Linked DNA regions of Homo sapiens: region 2 is linked to region 1. The links are chromatin loops, found by intact Hi-C in ENCODE. Cell type or tissue: psoas muscle. All regions are shown on one strand.

What was found. A loop is a pair of places that touch in the nucleus more often than their neighbours do. Peaks named below come from ENCODE experiments on the same cell type or tissue, not always from the same donor. Only the 100,000 strongest peaks of a DNase experiment are listed, where the experiment ranks them.
Region 2: it touches region 1 in a loop (3-fold over the local background); 7 of 110 quality-filtered maps call a loop at or near these places.

The regions. Positions count from the first base shown.
Region 1 is chr1:41,414,546-41,419,545 of GRCh38, reverse strand. No RefSeq gene overlaps it. Among named protein-coding and RNA genes, the nearest start is that of FOXO6-AS1, 41 kb to the right of the region's middle. RefSeq lists an enhancer at 295-589 and a silencer at 295-589. In psoas muscle, CTCF peaks have their summits at 608 and 2,278 (motif pointing right); DNase peaks (open chromatin) are centred at 75, 515 and 2,295; H3K27ac peaks cover 2,171 bases.
Region 2 is chr1:41,340,276-41,345,275 of GRCh38, reverse strand. No RefSeq gene overlaps it. Among named protein-coding and RNA genes, the nearest start is that of FOXO6, 19 kb to the left of the region's middle. RefSeq lists an enhancer at 757-816. In psoas muscle, no CTCF peak of the experiment used is centred here; DNase peaks (open chromatin) are centred at 2,163 and 3,056; H3K4me3 peaks cover 591 bases; H3K27ac peaks cover 3,888 bases.

The sequences.
Region 1 (5,000 bases):
TGAGGCCAGGTGCAAGCAACTGCCTTAGGCAGAGGTTCAGACCCAACAGGCGCCAGTGGGGGCAGTGCCAGGCTGGCGGTGGACGCCCTCACCCTCGCTCTGTTCTCCAGTGACCTTGCCGGCTCAGCCTGTGCCACCAGCATCCCAATGAGGTTCTGCAGGCAGGAGTTTGGGGTGGCACTCCCACATGACAGGACTCAACAGGTCCTCCCCCTGCTAGGAACAGAGTCAGGGTTCTGCTCTCCTCCCCTGGTGGCCAAGTGCCCCCAGGAGCTCTATTTGGGGCCACAGAGGCAGGAGGTGGGCCTGAGCCCCGAGCAGCCAACAGCCTGAGATGGCCCCCAACCAACCCGGGAGACCTGGGGCACCTGGAGGGTGGGTGGGGCCCACCTACAGCTGCCAGGCTCCCTGCCATTGCCTACGGTCCCCGCCCATCTCTGACAGCTGGGAATTCCTTGGGCATGACAAAGTTGACCGGGCCGGGGCTGGGAGCCTGGCCTGGCAGCCTAGGCAGGGTTCCGGTTACAGCTCTGGATGCAAGCTGGCTGTGAGTCCATGGGCACGTCACTTCCCCTCCCTGGGACTCAGCCTCGCCATGGCCAGCGGTGGCAGTGCTGGCCTAGCTAAAATGACTTTCCAGTGCAGGAAATCTCAGAATCTGGATTCACAGAAGCCAGGGCTTGGAAGGAACCTCAGGCTGTGATTTCCTAATACTGGTGTGCAGCTGACAGTGTCAAAATTACCCTGGGAATGTGTGAAAATGTAGATCTAGGGGATCCCCTCCACCCCCAGCAGAGGAGTAGACTGCGGACCCAGGCACCTGCAGATTTGACAAAAAGCATCCCAGACCCACACTCTCGGAGGGCTTCTTGCCACTTCTGCAGAGGGGAGGCTCTTCCAGAGATGGGATGCCCCAGGATCCCTGAGCCTCCCCACATCTTTGCAGCTTCATCCCCTGGGGCTCCTCAGAAACCTAGAGCCGAGTTCCAGCTTTCACTCCCACCAGCAAACTTTCCGTAGAATTCTCTGCCAGCACCTCTCTGTCTAGGTCCTCTCCACCCAGGCCACAATTACTGGCCACTCCCACTTTCCCTCCCACCCAAAGCAGAAGGCTAGGTTTTTTTGTTTTCTTCTTTTTTAATTGAGGTAAGATTTGCATACAGTAAGGGGCACTATTTTGAAGTGAACAGCTCGATGTATTTCTACCTCTGAACCCTCCGGGTCACTACCCCCCAGGCTAAGCTCTAGACCGTTTCACTCACCCCAGGGAGCTCCCATCAAGACCCCTTGCCTTGCCTCCCACACTGTTCTGAGTCCATCACCATGGATGGGATGTGAGAGGCCTGTTTCTGGAGTGATCTGTGCTTTCAGCCCCTGGAATGCAGGCTCCATGAGGACAGGCTGTCCTACTCCTTGCATTGCCTGGCACCAGGCAGGTGCTGGGAAACTGTGGCCCCCTCCAGTGGCTCCCACTGGCTCCTAGACATTTCCCTTCCGCTTTCTCCCTCACACAGCTCAGACACTGACCCCAGCCACGCCCATATCCAAGCTCACACCCACCCTTGCCCCATGCATTTCCTCCAGCGGTGCTTCCCACTTAGGGTGGGGTGGCCCCTAGCTCCTACCCACTGTGGCCTCCCTCACCCCAGAACACTGCACTCATCGTGTTTTGTCTCCTATGCCCGTCCCACACTGCCTCACACATGCTGGGCTTGACAATCGCACTGCCATCCATTAGTCCTACCATACACCCTCATACTCACACATGTGACCATGGGACAGTCACTCCCCCTCTCTGGGTCTCAGTTTCACCATCTGTAAAGTGACACAATCAGGCTAAGTGCATTCTGTGAGCTCCTTTGGCTCTGAAAATAGCAAGTGTAAATACATATTTGTTAGACAAATAAATAGCCCCAAAGAATGGGTCTTCACTGATAGTGGGATTGTAGCATCTGCTGGAGTCATTTTAGAGGCAGAATTCCAAGTGTGGTGTCAAGAGTGCTGGCTGTGGAGCCAACTGCCTGGGTTAAAACCCTGGGTCTCAACTTTCCCATCTGTAAGATGGGGATAATAGTGGGGCAGGGTGAAGACGAAATAGGAGAGTGCACAGAAGCAGTTGTGGTGCAGAGAAGCCTGGCACTCACCTAGTGCACAGTAGAGTTTAGCTCCTACTGGCATTCCCAGGGCCCAGGGTCACTCAGCAAGCCCTGGAGTCCACACCCGCCCAGGACCAGAGGGCAGAGCAAAATGTGGCAGCAGTTTCTGCCGCATGCCACCAGAGGGCACCATGATGCAGCCAAGTGCGCCAAGGCCTCCCTGACTCACCCCAGGAAGACCACTCCTGAGGGAGGAGGGCAGTGCCAGCCAAAGCCTGCCGGCCAGAAGGACAAGGATGAGCCTCCATCCTCCAGAAGGGCTTCCACCACCACAGCCCTTTCTCCAGAAGATGCCCTACACCACCTCAGCCTGACATTCTGTCCATTTCTATCACAGCCTGTGATCCACAACAGCCTAGAGAACACGGATACTTCCTACCAAAGCCATTAGACCCATTTCACAGATGGGGAAACTGAGGCCCAAGAGAAGGCAAGATCAGCCCCAGGTCATGAGTGAATTTTTGTCTTCCTGTTCAGGCTGGCTTCCCTGCACACCCCCTAAGCATCCGTGGTATGACTCCCAACCGAGGCTGGGGTACCAGCACCTACGCTGCCTCCCTGGCTCCCTGAAGGCTGCAGGAGACAGGGGAAGCCACAAGTGTGAGGGTGGGGAGGCCTCAGCATAAGGGATGGAGAGAGCCAGGGGGGCGGGGGGCAGAGGGAGGCAGAGCAAAGCAACACGGGAAACAGGGCGGGGGCACGAGAGAGATGTGGGAGAGACATTCGGAAGAGACGGGTGGGACAGGAAGAGAGATAGACGGACAGACAGAGAAACCGAACCCTGAGGGAGAAGTGGGGGAGTGAGGGCGGCCGCAGGAGGCAGAGGAAGGGAGAAGGGAGAGCTCCCAGATGCAGGGAGCACACTAGGAAGAGAGATGGGGACAGACACAGAGAGACGGCTGGAAGGGGAAGAGGAAAACCCCTCCCCTCTCAGCCCCACAGCCCCCCACACCCCAGAAGCTTCACCCTTGGCTGGAGGAGGGGACCCTCTTTCCCTGTCCTGGGGGCTAAGCCCAGGCTTGGCACTCGCCCTCTGCTCCGCCCCCACCCAGCAGGTTCCTCAGCCAGACACCTGGGGATGGCGGTTGAGCTGGGCTCCCTGGGGCACCTGAGGCAGACAGGCAGGGTCCCCAAGGCCATGTTGCTAGGAGATGCGGCCCTAGGGCCCCAGCTTATCTCCTGAGCCTCTTCCAGGGCAGGGCTTGGGACTCACCTGGGGCACCAACCTCCCTGAGCTCCCGCCCCACTCAGCCCTGGTGGGCCCCTGCTGGGCATCCTACAGGCCCCTGTGCAGTGAAGAGGCACCCTTCATCCCTCTCCCTAGCCTCCGAAGGCAGAGGGAATGATACTTGGTGAGCACCTGTGGTTTGCCAGGCCTCACCAACTCCCAGCACCCTGTCCTGTCCTGTCCCAGCCACTGGGCCTGGTGTGCTCTTGAGAGACACTAAAACCCAGAGAGGCTGGTTCAAATTTCCACCTGCCTTTTACGAGCTGTGTGACCTTGGGCAAGTCACATACCTCCTCTTCTCCCTCATCTAAGGATGAGATCAGCAACCTCATCTTTAAACAGGGACAGTATCTGCTTCATAGGGTTGTCCAGAGGAGGAAAAGCCACAGTGGGAAGAGGGGACAGGAAAGGCTGGTTTCTATCACTGTTCCTGTCCCTGAGCCTGCAGGGCTGTGGCTGGGGGCACCTCCCAGCACCTCCCCAGTCAGCCCTGTCCTGGCCCTGCTTTGAGCCCAGTGATTCACAGCAGCCTCTAGGGAAAGGGCTGCCCTGACCTCTCCCCAAGGCACTTGGACAGACACAATGAGGGATAAACCCTGGGGCACAGGCAAAGCCACACCCTTGTCCCTCTGTTCTGTTTTAGGGACTCAGGTAAGAGCAACTTACCTCCCAGGCCCTGTTTTAAGCACCTTAGCAAACCCACAAGGGCACCTGGTGCTGGTGTGACCATTATCCCCATAAATGGATGCTCAGAGCTATGCCTCTGCACAAGCTCCCCAACCAGGAATAGAGGGGCTCTGGTGCTTGGACCCAGGCTGACAGCTTCAAGAGCCCCAGCCCTTAACCTCCAGGCCTCAGTACCTGGAAAACCCAGAGAGAGGGTCTCACAGGGAGAAGCAGGAAGGTGGAGGCTGGGCCAGGGCTCCTCCCCGATGCTCCCATCCCAGCTCTAGTGCCTGGCTTGGACATGGCAGGTGAGAGGCCTGGAAGGCAGTGGGAGGACAAGTCCACGGCCAGACTCAAGCTTGATTTATTGTTTGCGCCTTCAGGCTGGCTTGTAAATCTCAGGCTGCAGCACCGGCCAGGCCCCTGGCAGGCCACAGGGGACAACTCCAGGAAGCCTCAGAGCATGCCATCCAGTGGGGGAGACTTCGCTCACCCTGCCCCAGAGCAGTCTCTTGGGGGAGACCCAAGAACTGCCCCAGGCATCACCAGGATACTCTGGAGCTCAAGGACCTGTGGCTATGCCTAGGGTGTCCAGCCCCGAGCCCCTTACCCAGGCCCTCTCCATGCCTTCACTCCACTTTCTCATTCCCCCCAGCCTCAGCAGGGACAGCACATGCAGTGTGGCAGTCGGGGCTGGGTGGGGGGGCTGCTGTTGGCAGCTGTGCCCAGGCCACTCCAACCTGTATGTCTGTCCAGCCATGCCCATGGCTATATGGAGATGGATGCCTGAGGTCAAGGCCCACCTTGTCCTGCTCCAGCCCCATGAACCCTGCAAGTCCCTTGACCTTTCACTTAAAAATTTAACAAGATGAAAGTGGCCAGCATTCACTAGGCAGTCTTGGTCAGAAGTGGTCCTCCACAGATGCCAGCTCCCTTCCTCCTTCCTTCAG
Region 2 (5,000 bases), 74 kb after region 1:
TGCCAGGCGCCTGTAGTCCCAGCTCCTCAGGAGGCTGAGGCAGGAGAACTGTGTGAACCCGGGAGGTGGAGCTTGCAGTGAGCCAAGATCGCACCACTGCACTCCAGTCTGGGTGACAGAGTCAGACTGTCTCAAAAAAAAAAAAAAGAAAGAAAAAGAAAAAGAAAAGACAGATTCACAGTAGAAGTCACATCTGTCTTATTTTCGAAGACGGTTTGTCTTGGTGATGGGGTATCCCCAGCATGACCACCAAGCTCCCCTTCAGCACCATGATTTAGTGGCTTTTCCTGGAAGGAAGTGGGCATCTGCCAATTAGCTCCCTGTTCAGAAGTGATGGGGTGCTTTCCCGGCTAGTCTAGAAAGACCCAGATGGCTGGGGAATGAGAGGAAAGCCATGCAGAGCTCACAGAGGAGCCCCAGAGAGGGTTCAGGTTAGGAGAGTAAGGCTAAGTTGTTCTTAAAATGACTGGTAAAGATTCAGTCACAGTTAACATTTACCCCAAGTACTGAGCGAGGCACGGTCACATATCACATATCACACAGTCTCAGTTGTCATTCTCACCAACCTCAGGAGGAAGGTGGAATTCTCCTCTATCTCACACATGGACACGGAGATTCTGTCAAGTGAAGTGATGTTCTCAAAGTCACACAGGTGGCTCTTGGACGGGAACGAGTGCCTGTGGTCAGGAAGGAGAAGTAAGCTGGATGTGAGGAGTTGGGGAGGAAGCCAATGAGGGAGGAAGCTGTGGGCAATGTGATGTCTGGGTTTCACTCTAATACATTCTAGCAGAACAGTACCAGGCACAGGGAGGGGCTGGGACCTGGCCTCACAACCACCACCATGAAGGGACGGCTCTGCAAGTGACAGACCAGACACCTGGGCAGGCAGAGGCGTTTTCATCCAGCAGGAGCCCGCCACCTGCAGACACGTATCAAAACACTGCCATCACTGTCCTTAGTCTACGACTTAGGGAAAGAGTCATGACAAGGAAGGGAAGAGGTTTGAGGGCTGCATGCCTAAAACTGAGCCCACTGGTATCCATGGTGGCCAGGAGGGCAGAAGCAACCAACACACCAGCTATGAGTCCACAAGGCCCTGGAGGAAGTCTCAGGGTCAAGTGGGAATGAAACAGAGATAAGAAAACCTAAAACAGTGGGCTTTCCAAGAAACATGTAACACAGCACATGGGGAGCGCCCCGGGGGGTTCCTGGCACCGAGCAGGCGCTGCTTTCTTCTTCCCACCTCGTGATTGTCAGATGAGGATGCTGAGGCCTGGAAAGGAAGAGCGACATCACATACATAGTGAACTAATGATGAAACCAAGACTGGGGTCGCGATTGCCTACCACCCAGAGGCCCCAGCCCTTAGGCACTTGATGACTCCTTCCTCCTGAACCAGAGTGATGTGTCAGCTACAACACCACAGCAGTTCAGATCATGTTAACAAAGGTAGAGTCTGGACGGCACTGCTCAGCACTGGAGCCACTAATTCCGTGGAGTTCCCGAGCACCTGAAACGTGGCTAGTCCAAATGAGATGTTCTGTTAAGTATAAAAACACACCGGATTTGAACATTTTGTATGAAAAAAGGTTTCAAGTATCTCATGAATGATTTTTTGATACTGATTACATGCTGAAATAACATTTTGACTACATTTGGTTAAGTGAAAATATTTTTTAAGTTAATGTTACCTATTTCTTTTTACTTTTTAAAAAAGATGGGTGCTTATTTATTATTTATTTATTGAGATGGTATTTCACCCTGTTGCCCAGGCTGGAGTGCAGTGGCACAATCATAGCTCACTGCAGCCTTGAACTACTGGGCTCCAGCAATCCTCCCACCCCAGCCTCCCAAAGCACTGGGATTATAGGCGCATGCCACCATGCCCAGCTCCTTTTATTAAGGCAGCCACTAGAAAATTTAAAATTATACCCATGGCTCACATTATATTATCACTGGATAGCACAGGTCTTGACGTAGTAGGAGATGGGGCTGCCCTATCGTGTTCAGAGGACTGAGCTGAATTCTAGACTGCACATCTCAGGAGGCACCTAAGCAAAGAGGAGTAGACTCAGAGCATGAGGAGGTTGGGGAAGGGACTCAGAATGAGGTCACGGCATTGCACAACTCTAAGGTCACCACTGATGGTATGGTCCAGCAGGCATATGAGCTATGTCATTTAAGGGACAGTTGAAGAAACTGGACATGTTCCACCTGGAGAGAAGACTTGGAGAGGGGATGTGATCACTGTCTTCAAATAGCAAAGGACAGTCACGGGACACTGGGGACAGATGTGTTCTGTGTGGCTTCAAAGAGGAGAGCTGAAATTTGAGGGAGAGCTCCAGGGAGCAGACTTCCACTTTAAGGAAGGCCCAGGGCCCTCCAAAGCCAGGCTGTGCTTCCTTTTCTGGGGTCACAGAGAGGGAATGGCATTTGGGGCCCCTTGGCAGATTTGCCTTGGGAGGGGTGAAGCACGGAAGAAAGAAATGTGTTAGATTATCTGCAGTGGAAGAGGTCCTCACACCTTGAGCCTCTGGAGCACCTCTGGGCTGGGTGGCTGCCCCAGGTAGGCCAAAACAGAGGGGCTCTCTGAGGTTTCAGCCTAATAATAATAACACTACAAAACTGCTTATTGAGCATCTATACATACCAGGGGACTTTACACACATTATTACTGTGTCTCTAGCCTACCCCGAGGAAGTGGGTGCTATTTCCCAATTATTAGGTGGATAAGGAAACTGAGGCTCAGAGAGGAGGAATGCTTTATCCCAGGTTACACAGCCAGGATGAGCTGGGATTTGAACCCAGTCTGGCTGATCCCAGGGCCCACAGGCATGGGGTGGCCTCCTCAGGGAGCCTGGAGGGGCAAGGGCCAGCTAGAGCCCTGGGGAAGCTGGGTTGGTTCTTCACGGGAAGCCAGGGCCCCACTGGGCTCTCCAATTAGCAAGAGCAGAGAAATCAGAGGCAGCAACAAGCTCTGCTAATGAGCTGCCACATTAAACAATGAGTCACACTTCCATACGGTGCCGCTCCAGCCCTAACCCGGAACAAACAAGCTGTGAGAAACAGTTTACAAAACAGCGAGGTGTGACTGTCTCCCTGCTGCCGCCCGCCACTGCTGCCACCACCACGGCACTGCAGCCACCACGGGCCCACCGCCCACGGGCACACACAGGTGCAAGGGGCAGGCCCGGGAGGGGGCTAAATAGCCAGCCCTGGCTTCTGAGCTCAGGGGGAGTACCCTTCTTTGGCAGTGACCCGGGGGACAGACCCTGAGCTGCAGCTTCCACTGCACTCTAGCCATCTCCTGGGATGCAGGGGTTCTGTCATTTGGTCACTCTGTGACCTAGGGCAAATGACTTAATCTCTCAGGGTCTCAGTTCTCTTATCTGTATTGCGGGGATAATATCTAGCTCATTCTTTAATTGTGAAGACTAAATGTGATCATCACGTAAACTTCCTACTACAGAGCCTGGCACAGAGGACCTATGCAGCAAACCATTCACCCCCCAACCCTTGCATCCTTCCCTTCCCCTGTATAGGGAATCCAGCTCAGAGCTAGTCTTATAGAAATCCCCCATTAATGGTGTCTGCCTTCCTTTTCCTGACCTATATTGTATTTATTTGTGTCCCTGGCTTACCCCCTACTGAAATATGGGATCCTGAGAGCAGGGACTTGTCTTACTCATTTCCACACTCTCAGGCCCAGCACAGGAGGTGGCAGGGTGAAGTGGGAGGAGCATTAGGCATTAGGGACAACAACTGTGAGTTCAGATCACTCCTCTGGCAGTTATTATCTGTGGGATCCTGAGCAGCTATGCTAAGAACCATTTATTGAACACTTCCCTGTGCCAGACCCAAATGCTTCATGTGTTCTATCCCATTTAATCCAAAGAGAGGTGTTACTGTCCCATCTCACCAACAAGGAAATAAGCCCTCAGAGCAGCTAGGTAGCATGGTGTGATGTCTTTGTAATTGTCAACTAGGCTCAGCTGAACTACGTTTCCCAGAATTCCCTTTCCTGTATGTTTCAGGTTAGAATCCCCTAGTGGTTCTGTTTCTCTAATTGAAACCTGACTGATACACATGGCCAAGTTTCCAGAGTAAGATAGTGATGGAGCTGGAGTTCAAAATGGGTGTTCCTGTCACCCAGCTGAAGATGGTTAACTACTCACTCTGTTAATAATAGCTAATATATAGTAATTATGAGCCAGTTATATATTTACTCATTTAATTCCCCCAGCAATTCTATAGGTCATTTCTATTATTAGCATCTGAATTCTTACAGGTGGGGAAACTGAGGCACAGAGAGGTTAATTTGCACAAGGTCACATAACTAAGAAGTGGGAAATCTGAGACTGAAACCCAGATTGGCCACACAGTCCATCTTTTTATCTGTTACATTATTCTACCTCTCAACTCTAGTATACTACAACTTAATCCCTAAGACTCAACTTTCCTCATCTATAAAATGGGGATAATCATACCTAATATACAAGATATGTGTGATAATTAAGTGTGGAAATGTAGTTACAGGGCTTCTGGACAGAAGAAATAACAGGGAGTCGATTCACCCTCTCTCCTAAAGCAACTGAAAACCTAGATAAAATATATGAAACAACAGTTTTCAGACACTGAACATAAGGCAAATACAAAACAGCAATTCCTCCGAGACAAGAAACTAATGAGGTAAGCCCTACACTTGCCAGCTTCTACCTGGGGAGAGTTTCCAGGCTGCAGCACAAGGAGTAGCATCCAAGCTATTATAGCTCCCTGAGTGGAGGAGACAGAACAGAGAGGCTGAGAGGCCAACATGACTAGAGTTCACAGGGCAGAGAACTGGAGAGGAGAGCTTCCCAGAGAGAGAGCTCCAAAGATCTGCAGAGAGCCCCCTGAAAGCCTTCGGGTGAATATCGAACAGTATTTGTATGTGAGGAAACTACCCAGGTTTAAGAAAAGAATATCCCAAAGGAGCAGAGGAACCAGTTTCCGAAGACCTG